Regions from separate parts of the Homo sapiens genome. Here region 1 is linked to region 2. Evidence: chromatin contacts called from ENCODE Hi-C data. All regions are on one chromosome and are shown on one strand. Each heading gives the region's core, a stretch centred on a gene start or an enhancer-like site at or near the end of the contact. The rest is flanking DNA. Distances are from core to core; before and after follow the strand shown. Region 1 has its middle 39 kb from the start of COBL. Region 2 overlaps GRB10 (growth factor receptor bound protein 10).

What was found. Hi-C counts contacts between places; a loop is a spot of excess contacts on that map. Pooled maps may share reads with other maps.
Region 1: a loop to region 2 is called in a pooled map, with 2.2 times the contacts of the local background. The contact joins two enhancer-like sites. A Hi-C loop is called at or near these places in 1 of 168 maps with a recorded cell type or tissue (dorsolateral prefrontal cortex) and 7 of 50 pooled maps.

The regions. Positions count from the first base shown.
Region 1 is chr7:51,352,488-51,358,651 of GRCh38, forward strand. No RefSeq gene overlaps it. Among named protein-coding and RNA genes, the nearest start is that of COBL, 39 kb to the left of the region's middle. Within about 2 kb of position 4,909, at least 4 of the 41 ENCODE cell types and tissues checked have a DNase peak (open chromatin) inside an H3K27ac peak, as active enhancers do.
Region 2 is chr7:50,673,578-50,679,211 of GRCh38, forward strand. It overlaps GRB10 (growth factor receptor bound protein 10), which reads right to left. Exons shown (of 19, transcript NM_001350814.2): 6 at 859-1,081. Among named protein-coding and RNA genes, the nearest start is that of GRB10, 110 kb to the right of the region's middle. Within about 2 kb of position 4,256, at least 5 of the 41 ENCODE cell types and tissues checked have a DNase peak (open chromatin) inside an H3K27ac peak, as active enhancers do.

The DNA.
Region 1 (6,164 bases), core at 3,659-6,158, 680 kb after region 2:
AGGGTCCCATGAGATAAGACCTATTTGCCAACACTACGTCCCTGCTGCAGATGACAGTGTCCTTGATGTTCCTGAGCTGACGGCAGAGGTGTGGATGCTGGGTGTTTACAGTTTGAATGGTGGAGCCTGAGAAGATAGACAAGTAAAGATAACATGTAGAAGTGGCTTTTGCCTATGATGTGACAGTACGCTAGTACAGTTCACGAAGCAACATTTCACAGCCTATTGGATGGTGCTGTGTCATTGGATGAGATGTTTTTCCAAGCAGCAGCATGTGGGAAAACTTACTTTGGATTTTATTCCACCTATACTGTGTGTTCAATAAACATTTTCTGTAACAAACAGAAACTGGCAGCTTGCGAGGATTTGCTATCCAAGTTTCCACACTTTTTCTGCTAGGCAAGTTTCACTAAGTTGGAGAAGCGTGACAATGGCAGCCTTTATCCATTACTTAGAGTAGTTTCAATTTCCTGTTGTTCCTTTTGGCAAAAATCCAGGATTTCCTAATTGAATTAAAACTTAGTATATAAAGTTTTGTAAATGTATCAGATTTATAAAATTTGAAATAAGTTGTATTTGAGGCACACATATAAGCCTCAACTTTACCACAAAGGATATAGTCACTAAACAATAAATAAATATACAGAGAGAGAGCCACAAAAGTACTGTTTTGCTGTTGTTTCTACTGTTGTTTAAATTCAAGTCTTTTTTTTTTTTTAGAGAGAGTCTCAATCTGTTGCCCAGGCTGGTACGATATCAGCTCACTGCAACCTCTGCTTCCCGGGTTCAAGCGATTCTCCTGCCTCAGCCTCCCTAACAGCTGAGATTACAGGCACACACCACTATGCCCAGCTAATTTTTGTATTTTTAGTAGAGATGGGGCTTCACCATGTTAGCCAGGCTGGTCTCAAACTCCTGACCTCAGGTAATCTGCCGCCTCGGCCTCCCAAAGTTCTGGGATTACAGGTGTGAGCCACCGCACCTGGCCTAAACTTAAGTCTTAATATCAAAGTTTTGCTCCTCTGAGATATTTCTTTAGGACAGCTCTGGTGTATTAATCCTGTTTATTGATTACCAACACATTTAATGAGTGCCTAGTATGTTCCAGGAGCTCTTCTAGGTACCAGGAACAGAACCTCATGGAGATAAATCATGGAATTTTCCCACTACATCAGAAACCCTTGCTGGCAGAAGCTGTTTCTGATCTAGCACAGTTATAGAATAAAAAAAAGTAAAACCAACTTTTTTCATCTAATAAAATTTTTGTTTTACTCTACAACTTCCATTTACCATGTAGTTAAACTCTTTTTTCTTTTAATTTTTATTATTATGTTATACATATTGTCAAGTTTACAGTTCTTGTAAATACACAGCTGCTTGAGTTTTTAGAAATGTGTATACCTGCATTACCACACTGTAGGGCAAGATACTGAACACAGAACATTTTCAGCACTCTGGAAGGTCCCTTGGTGCCCCATCACCATATACAGCAGAGGAAACGCTTTATTCTTTTGTGCGTGGCTTTTTTTTTTTTTTTTAAGATAGAGTTCTGCTCTTGTTGCCCAAGCCAGAGTGCAATGGCGTGATCTCCGCTCACTGCAACCTCCGCCTCCCGGGTTCAAGCGATTCTCCTGCCTTAGCCTCCCGAGTAGCTGGGATTACAGGCACATGCCACCACGCTCAGCCAATTTTTCGCATTTTTAGTAGAAACGGGGTTTCACCACGTTAGCCAGGCTGGTCTTGAACTCCTGACCTCAGATGATCCGCCCGCCTTGGTCTCCTAAAGTGCTGGGATTACAGGCATAAGCCACCGTGCCCAGCCTATTTTTGCTGTGAGTTCCTCCATGTACTTGTATTGCAGGTAGTGGCTGTTTGTTTGGAATACTGCTCTGCAGTATTCCACTGCATGAATGCTTTACAATTTATCTAGTATTCACGATTCACATTTGGGTTGATTCTAGTTTTGGCCATTATGAATAAAGCTGCTATGCCCATTCTATTATGTATGTTTGGTGAATGTGAACATTTGTTGTTGTTAGTGTTACATCTTGGAATACAATGGCTGAATCATAGAGCAGGTATATGCTTAGCGTTAGAAGCTGGTGACAGTTTTCCAAAGAGGATGTGCCAATTTACATTCCTACCAGCGGAGTATAAGAGATCAATTTGATCAACATTCTTGTCAACACTTGGTATTGTCAGTCCTTTACATTTTAGCCATTCTGATGTGTTTATATGGGAATTGCACTTCCCTGATGACTCATGTTCATCACAACCAATATTTTGGTTTCTACATCTGGATTGTGTGAATTTAGTTAATGTGAATCATTGTCTGTCACAGAAAGAGCTGAATTTCTACTTGAAAAGCTAAGACCCTGAGATGATATGATGGCAGAGTAAACTTGAGAAGCCACACACAAATGTCCATGCACCTCCACTCCAGGCATAATTCTTCATTTTTACCAGAGCTGTGTTCAGTCAACTGGGTATCTGTCTTCTTAGTTCCTTCCTTTTGTTATTCAACTGTTTCAACTTGTGGTCTAGATGAAACGGCAAAGTTTCCCTTATCCCCCTCGCAGAACTTGCATTGGGGGGTGTGGCTCGCTTCTTCTGCGCCCCATTGCTCAAACCTCTAGGGGGAGCATGCAGACAGGCAGGTAGTGGGGAGCATCAACCCCATGGCAGCTTGTAGGGTTGAAGGTTTACAGCTCCTGAGGCCCCAGTGGGTGTGTGTTACAGGGCGCTATTTCAGTTTAGCCATCCATAGGGGACTTGTGTTAATCAGCTCAATTAGAGCCTCTGCCTTATTGAAAGGACAGAGGGCTTTCTGTATCCCAGGTTCTTGCCTTAGTGTACTGGAAAAATCGGATCACATGTGGGCTTGGAGAATGAGTGCAAGATTTTTTATTGAGTGGTGGTAGCTCTCAGTGAGGTGGATGCAGAGGCCAGAAAGGGGATGGAATGGGAAGGTGGTAGTTTTCCCCTAGAGTCAGGCTGCCCAGTGGCTGGGCTCTGCTCCGACCACGCCAGCCAAACTCCGTGTCATCCCGGCAGTCGATAACCTGCCGGCATCTGCTGGTGCCTCTCGGTGTGCTGTTTCGCCAGTGTGTTCCTCTCGATGTCCAGCTGCTTGTGTCTCTTCCCACTAGGGTCTCAGGGTTTTTATAGGCATAGGATTGGGGGCGTGGTGAGCCAAGATGGTCTTGGAAAATGCAACATTTGGGCATGAAAACAGAAATACCTGTCCTCACCTATGTCCATGGGCACAGGCCCGGGGGTGGAGCCCTAGCCAGGGACCTGCCTTTCTCTACCCAGCACTTTCCTGCCCCACTCTCATATCATAGATACTGATTTATTCTTCTGTGGATCTTTCCCTCCTCAGAGCCCTATCATGTAGGCCCCTATATTCTACCAAAACTTCATATGTGAAACAAAAACTTGAATGAGATAAGGCCCAGTGGCCTTCTGTTTAAATTCTCAAGCTCCTTCATCTCTCTTTGGCATTGGCCATTGTCAATGGTCCACTCATTGAAACAGGCTCCTCCACCTCCTTCTATGAAGCTAGGTTTTCCTGTTCTTCCCACTCTCTGACCACTCCTTTATTTTCTTTATTTAATTCACATAGTAGTTCTTTAGCATGAAGCTCCCAGATCTCAGTCCTTGGATCATGCCTGTTCCCACTAGTGGCTGGATTCTATTTAGCTGCTTTGTTTCTATTCTTAGGACCAGCCTGACCCCACACATTTAGAGGTGTAGCTCCAACCTAAACCTCTCCCCTCTGTGGGCTCCTCACCCCACCCTGATGTATCCACTTTGACTCTCTCAGCCTCTGCCTTGACCCCTTCTTCTGTTTCCCTCCCACCCCTTGGATGCGGCTCATTGTGTGCTCTTCCCATCAGTGACCTTAGCCCCCTAGAGAATGATTCAGAGATTTATGTCCCCTCCCCATCTCTAGATGGCTGAGGCAACCCTTCTGGTCCAGCCCAGCTTTGCATCCCCTGCTCTGGCTTTGTCTCCATAGATGGCTGTCCATCAGTGCAGCAATGGCAAAGTAAACAGGATGGGCACTTACAGGACTGTGGTGTGGGCTGGGCAATGCTCCATGAAACAAAAGTTCCTCTCACACCTTTTCTCATTACGTAAGCATAGGTGCTGCATCCGGGCACATAGAGCCATGTGCTGGATGAAATGCATCATGCCTCGGTCCTCTTCCTTGTTCATGAAGGTAACTTTCCTCCGGGTTACTGAGAGAGGGCATGAGAGAGGGCATGGGTGTCCTGTGAGGCTCAGAGACTGCATTTGCCCTTTCCCTCCATTTCAAAAGTGTCCAAAGGTATTGGCGGTTTTGTGACCCCTGTAAGGTATTGGTGGTTTTGTAACCCCCCATGGGACGTGTAGTTCTTAACAAAGACTGGTGAGCAGGGCTGAGCAGGCTGCTATTCGCAGCTGGAGGGCAGTGTCTCAGGGCTGAGTGGCCAGGCTGGACATTCTCTCTACTCAGGATGCTGCTCCCACCTGGGGCTTGCATAAATCAACCTCATCTCTTCCCGCCCCCAGGCATACTAAATCACACTGTGATGGCGAGTCTTCTCCCTTTTGCCGCCTGTGCTAACTCAGGTGGAACCTGCCCCTTAATGTGCCACACTGGGTTACTCATTCCCTGGGCATGGTGACCTCTGGGTTGGAAACTTTCTTTGGAAATGTGCTGCCCTTCGTACGCTCTGCTTGTTTTCTTTAGCAAATTGTAACTAGGTGAAGAGAGCACCAAAGGGAGCCAGGGTCCCTTAGGAACGCCATGACCTTACCACGCCTTTTCCCAAGGACAAAAGAGCTACGCTTAGCCAAGTTCCCTTAGTGTTGACTGATATGCATGTTATGTCATGCGGAAGTGAGAGGGAACAGTTTGCCTGCCATTTGGGCAAATATAGTAAGTAAAGAGTGGGTCCAACTTGAGTAAAGAATGACCTGCTCACTCATTTTGAATGTGCCAGCTTTCGGCCTCCCTAATTGCAGTGGCCTGACATAAACCTTGCTGTTGTGGAGATGCCAACATCATCAAAGTCAGCCTCTAAACAGCTAATGCCATTCTGGGCTGGAACACTCGACTCTTTACCCTGGTTTTCTTCATCATTTTATCAGACTTGCTTTAATTCCCTCTTTTTAAATTAATTAATTAATTAATTATTTTTCTGAGACTGAGTCTTGCTCTGTTGCCCAGGCTGGAGTGCAGTGGCACAATCTTGACTCACTGCAACCTCCGCCCCCCCCGGGTTCAAATAATTCTCCTGCCTCAGCCTCCCAAGTAGCTGGGATTACAGGCTTGTGCCCCCATGCGTGGCTAATTTTTGTATTTTTTTTTTAATAGAGACGGTGTTTTACCATGTTGGCCAGGCTGGTCCCGAACTCCTGACCTCGTGATCCCTCCTTGCTTTGGCCCCCCAAAGTGCTGGGATGACAGTTGTGAGCCACTATTCCCAGCAATTCCCTCTTTTTGAGACTGTTAGATAGCAGAAAATTAATGTATATTGCCCTCTAGTGATTAATGATTACAAACACTTAACTACCAAAACATTTACTGATACTCAATTATGTTAAAAATCCCATTGTTTTATTCTGCATATAAAAGTAATGCACACTTGTGTTGGGAATGTAAAGCATATCTGGACCTCTCTTCTGATATTCAGGTGCCTTTATCCAGACGACTACTCTGCAGGTCCACGTGGGTCCCTGTTAGGCACCTCCAGCTTTAGCTCGTCCTGAACCTACTCCGCCAGTACTGCCCTCATCTTCCCCTTTTACCAGGGCCTCAGACCCAAAGCCTTGAAGTCATCTTTGAGTCCTCCCTGCCTGTCACAGCCTCTGGTCCTTTCAAAACAAACATATGAGAATTTGGGCTTTTGTCAAGGCACTGATTCTATCCTGCCTATCCCAGACATGGTCATCTCTTGCCTAAATCCTGGCCACAGCCTCCTTACTGGCTTCCCTGATTCCAGCCTTATGAAACATAAGTCTATTCACATGGCTGCAGAATGATTCATTTAAAATGTAAGTCCAAGGCCGGGCACAGTGGCTCACGCCTGTAACCCTAGCACTTTGGAAGGCCCAGGGGGGCGGATCACCTGAGGTCAGGAGTTTGAGACCAGCCTGACCAACATGGTGAAACC
Region 2 (5,634 bases), core at 3,006-5,505:
CTCCTTCTTCATCCTCAGGCAGCGCACAATCATCTCCCATCCGGGGGCTCCTGAGACCACTTCCAAACCGGCCATGCTCTGCCAACCCTGCTGCCCTCTACCACTGCCCCCACGACCCCTGGCAACCAGAATGCTGGTGTCAAAACCCAAACCCAGCCCCTTCACACGCCTGTCCAGAACTCTTTCTCACGTGGCTCCTGAAAAAGGCACACAAAGTGCTTCAGCACCGGCCCCCATCTGCATCATCTCTTCTGCTCACAAAACCTCTGCCTCCATCTATCTGAGCTCCTATCACCCTTTGACATCCGTTCAGAAATCCTACCTCCCAGGAACCTCCCTCAACGTCCCCAGCACGTTCCTCCCTCCAGCCTCCCTGTTTCCACAGAGATGTGCCTACCCCTGAATTAGCAGAGGAATGTGGCAAAATGCAACTCTGAGGGAGGTCTGGGGTTGCACGACAAGCTCCAGGGGGTGCTGTAGCTGCTAGCCTCCCGTCCCTACTCTGGGTAGTGAGGACTTGGGGCATGCAATCAGCTCCATGGCTGTTCTTCCAATCTTTCCAGAGATTTTTCCTCTGGTGGTTTTCCTGCATATCCCTCTACCTAGCACAGTGCCTTGCACATAGCAGGCACTCAATAAAAGGTACTACTGGAATTGAACTGGCTACAAAGTTCAACCCAAGGGCGGCACACTGCACACACTCAGTGTATCCGTTATCCCATCAAAGCAATGTATCTGCCTCTTGACTTTGCAAGACCAACACTATTCCCCCCAACACCATTTAACTCACAGAGAGCAGTGTCCCTGCCGACAGCTCTCATCCTTGGAGAAGGCTCTGCCCATAAGGCCTGGACCTACCTGACAGCGAGGATGTGCACAGGCTGGGAGCGCTGCACCCTCTGCCTCGGGGACACCTGTGGCTGGATGGACCGAGGAGGGCCTGAAGCCCGAGGCTGGCTGCGGGCATGCTGGCCATTCTGCAGGAGGGGCACCGTGTCTGACTGCATGCTGCAGGCCGAGTACAGGCTCTCCAGGGATGCATTCATATCGTTCACCAGGGCTTCCAGGTCCACATCATCCTCTGCACAGAAAAAGGCAAGAGCAAAAAAGAAACTTTAACAATGGAGAGCAATCAAACCCAAATGTACATCTTGGTGATCAGGTTCCAAACCTCAATCCTATTTTTCAAATATTATGGAAGGGGTAGAGGGGAAACACCAAGACAAGTATGACTGTATGGAAGCATGCATATTACATGTATTCATCATGACTGACATTCCAGAGACAATTCAATCATTAGAGCTGGGCTGCATTTCTACCTGTCTCCAGGGAGAAGCCATTCAGAGCATCTGCTCAGCTCCCTTCAGCACCCCCTTCTCTCCTCCCCACCCCCTCCGGTAGGCCGCACACAGCCACAGCTGCATAGCACGACCCCACTGGCCTGGACTCAGCTGACTGAATCACAGGTGTCTCCCAGGATCAGGACTCTCCCTTCCCTGGGATTCCAGAAGTGAAACAAGAGACAGAAACAGAGCAGCACCCAACACTGACACTGGTTCCAGCCCAGAAAGGTTAAGTAGGGGCTGACACTGTGGCAGGGGTTTGTGTGTGGCTGCTACTACAACACATGCCTGAGGGCTTCGGGTGCCCACCCATCCTCTCGATTGGCCAGAGTGCAGAAGGAAGCCCATCTTCACAGAGGAAGGCATGGGGCAGATGCAGAGAGAGAAGCCACAATGGCACAGAGAGTAAGTGAGAGAGAGAGCGGCGGAAAACGCACTGTAGAAAGGGAGGAATGAGCACGCAGAGACAGTGATGGTTGGTTTTATGTGCCAACTTGGCTGGGCCATGGTGCCAGGTTTTAGCTAAACACTAGACTAGATGCTGTGAAAGTATTTTTTAGATGTAATTAACATTTAAACCACAGACTTTGAGTAAAGCAGATTGTTCTCTCTCATGTGAGAGTGCCTCAGCCCATCACCTGAAGACCTGAATAGAAGAAAAAGACCGGCCTCCAAGGGGAAAGATGGAATTCTGCCTCCAGACCTGAGCTGCAACCCTTCCCTGGATGTCCAGCCTGCCAGCCTGCCCTGCAGATTTTGGACTTGCTAGCCTCCACAGTGTCATGAGCCAATTCCTAAAACACATGTGTCTCTCTCTGTATACAGCCTATTTAATGGGTCTGTTTCTCCAGAGAAACAGAGACCTAGGGCTACAACCCAGCACATGGAGATGGGGAGGGGTTGGGGTGGGACGGGGAAAGGGAGCCAGGAGCTAGGGCTGTGCAGCTTCCGGTGCTTCCTAAGGCCTGGCTGCACTCCTGCTCAGGGAAGATTGGTAAAACATTCTTGCATCCATACAATAATTTTGTTGTTGTTGTGCTTAAGCTAATTTGAGTGAGTTTTGTACGTGTAACCCAATACATTCTAATAATATTGACTCCTTTCTTCTGCATTTTTAGATTTTTCGCTTTTTGACATCATGGCAAATAATGATGGAAGCTCACATAATTCGTCCTCTCTTCTGCTCCCAGAATAGCTGCAAGTTACACCCACTTAACACACAGGGTCACAGACAGCAAGACCCTCTTCCTACCAAAGGCTACATTGGTAGGAAGGAAAGCAGAGACCGGCACTTGCAAACTTGCTCACCCTGCCCTGCTCCTAGTAGCTCTGGGCCCAGGGCCCAGGACGTGGGCTTCCTATTTCTTAAGAGTCCTCAACTCTAACATGAGCTTAGCAATAGTGTCCACCCCACCGGGGGGGGGGGGGGGTTGTAAGGACTAGGTTAGTTATTATCTGCTTTATAACACAGCTTGGCACACAGTAAACAGGAAGATGTTATTTATTAGCCCTATTTCATCTATTTCTTACAAAATAACAAAAAGTGATCGTTATTAACCTGGCTTAACAGCTGAGGAAATAGGCCTGGAAGAATTAAATCACCTGCCCAAGGTCACATAAGCGGTATTGAAAATAAGCTTTGCATCCCTCATTCTCTCCTACCAGGTGTGTGCTCCTCACAGAAGCTTCAGAGGGGCACTCTGCCCTCTGGTTAGGAAGGCCTTTGTTTTAAAGGGCTCCCCTCATCTCTCAAGGCTAAAGGGCATAACAAGACAAGACATAAGGAAACAAAACAACAACAATGAGGGAGGGAAGTCCTGGGCAACCACGGTAGTGCAGAGGGGGTATGGAGTGGGCAGGGTCACCCCCGGGGGTAGTGCTTGGGCTTCTGGAGTGGGTGGGACAGTAGGAGCAGGGTTTAGCCAGATCACGCTCAAGATCCTGGTGAAGACAGACAGATAGAAGGGAGGGGTGAGGACAGAAGGGAGGCTGCTGAAATGGCAGCGATGAGATCACTGAGGCCTGGCCAGCACAGCCCTTGCTGGAAGAACAGAGGCCACATTCAAACCAGGGCCAGGGGAGAGGGCAGGGGCTGGGGAGCATCAGGCTGGAAGAGGAAGGTTGCCTTAGAAAAACAGGGGTCAGATGGATCCGAAGATGCGGACTGGGTGAAATCAGCAGCTGAGACGCAGCAAGCAGGGCCCTGTGTGCCCAGGATCTGTGTGGAAGGAGGGAAGAAGAGAGATGTTGCCATGGTTCAGGTTGTGAGTGGTCAAATATTAATCCTGGCCAGATATTAAAAGGACAAAGTGCTGAATCAATAATTAATAATTACTGCATAATCAATAATTAATCACAAGGAAGAACACTCAGAGTCAGCAGGCGAACTCTTGCTCATAGCTGGGGTGAGGTGGGGTGGGGAAGAGTTGGTTGGCAAAAAATCAGGACCCCTGGAGGGGCAGGCATGTACCTGCCTGAGCTACCCGAGGCCCAGAAGGCTTGTGGCCTCAGGGAGAGGAGAGCCTCACTGCCAACTGCTGGAGCGAAAATTGCAGTCCAGAGAACTCTGCCTGCCAAAGACAAGACCTCAGTTCTGTATTTATTGAGACTGCTGCATCCATCTTGAGGAAAAGTTATAGTGGAGACCACGAATCTGGGGCTTCAGGAAAGTTCTAGAACGTATGCATCACGCACCCACTCATCTCCTACACTCCTATTTAGCTGACAGGGAATAGCTGCTTAATTGAAGCTCTGCAAAACAATTAGCACGAGCGCCACTCTTAACTTACCGTATTAACAGCTCAATATTTCTATCTCAGTGGGCCATCTAAAAGTCAATACTGGCCAAAACACAAAGTTCACTGTTAAGTATAGTCAGTCTTGGGTGATGCAGGTTGGTCTCAATGCCACACACGTGCACACGTGCGAACATGTCCACACACATGCACACACTTGCACACACATACACGTGTGCTGTGGGGCCACTCTGCCAATTCAATGCCAGGCTTTTAATCCTGCTTTGGAAATAAAAACAGTGGTACAGTTCCTACTCTGAGACTGTTCTCTTCTAGGAAAATAACATGTTTTCATTCCCTCTGGGGAATTTTCATGTGCAGTTATTTCTCTCTATGCATTCCTAACAGCCCCTTGGCTGTGCTCCCCAGGCAAGCAGCCCCCGGGGTCTCCTGTCCTTTTCCTGCTAAGCCTTCTGTCAGTCAACCAGATCATTCCTGGGTCATAGCTCTGCAATTAGGTCAAATGCAAAGTAATTCTGTCATTATTCAAAGTAAATATAAGGTAACAGATGCCAAAATATAAACACAACACATATCCTCAAAATGCTTTTACTCTCCTCTGAGGTGGATTATTTGTACAACTATTTTCTACTTTAATACATTCAATCATGAATATTTTCAACAAAGCCAGGTCAATCTGGTAACTCAATAGGTTATAATCTTCATAAACTGAATCCAACCACTCTATCTGGATGTTTCAAACCTTCATACTTTCCAGAGCCATTACAGCAAAAATAAAACTTTTTAGAAATTTTAAATGCCATACTTTAGAAACAACTGTAAAATGTCCTGTGGGGTTCATTAGCATTTTATCTGTTTAGATAATAAAATCAATTATGGTTCTCTGACTTGTAAGCTTCACTAAATTCTAACGAAGAGCGACAGTTAAATCTTCCAAACAGGGGTTTTAAAGGTTTGATTCAAAAGAAGACAATTTTTCATATTCTACACCATTTTTTTTTTAATTACTACATTAAGATACGACTGAAATCACACTGAGTTCTTACAAGCATCCCTATGGCGTTTATTCTGTCAGCTGGTCTACCTCAGTAAGGACTCTGTGTGCCACCTCTGTGGGTGTGGTCAACTGCAAAATTCTTGTCTGGTCCCATGAATCCAAGTGGATCAATAATCACCCATTTGTGAAAGGCCTTCTGCCACGTAACAGAAGTGGGAGAAACAAGTAAACAAATGCTTCTCGCAGTGAATATTCAGATTGTCTATTTAATGTTAACTTGACGCCAAAATATTTTCCATGGGGCTGCCCCACTGGGAGGAATAGTGAAAGGTGAAGAAAAAAATAATTTTATATATAAAATTTCACTTCAGACGGATTTATAAGAATGTATTTTCTGCACAAATATAGGTCAAACAACATGGCTGTCAATCATGTTATTAATAGTTATTTTCCTTCTTTAAATAACCCAGTCCAAAACTGGGTATTAACTTTGCCCCAAATATTTGAGTAGCTTGTCTGATCTCAAATTCACATCTCA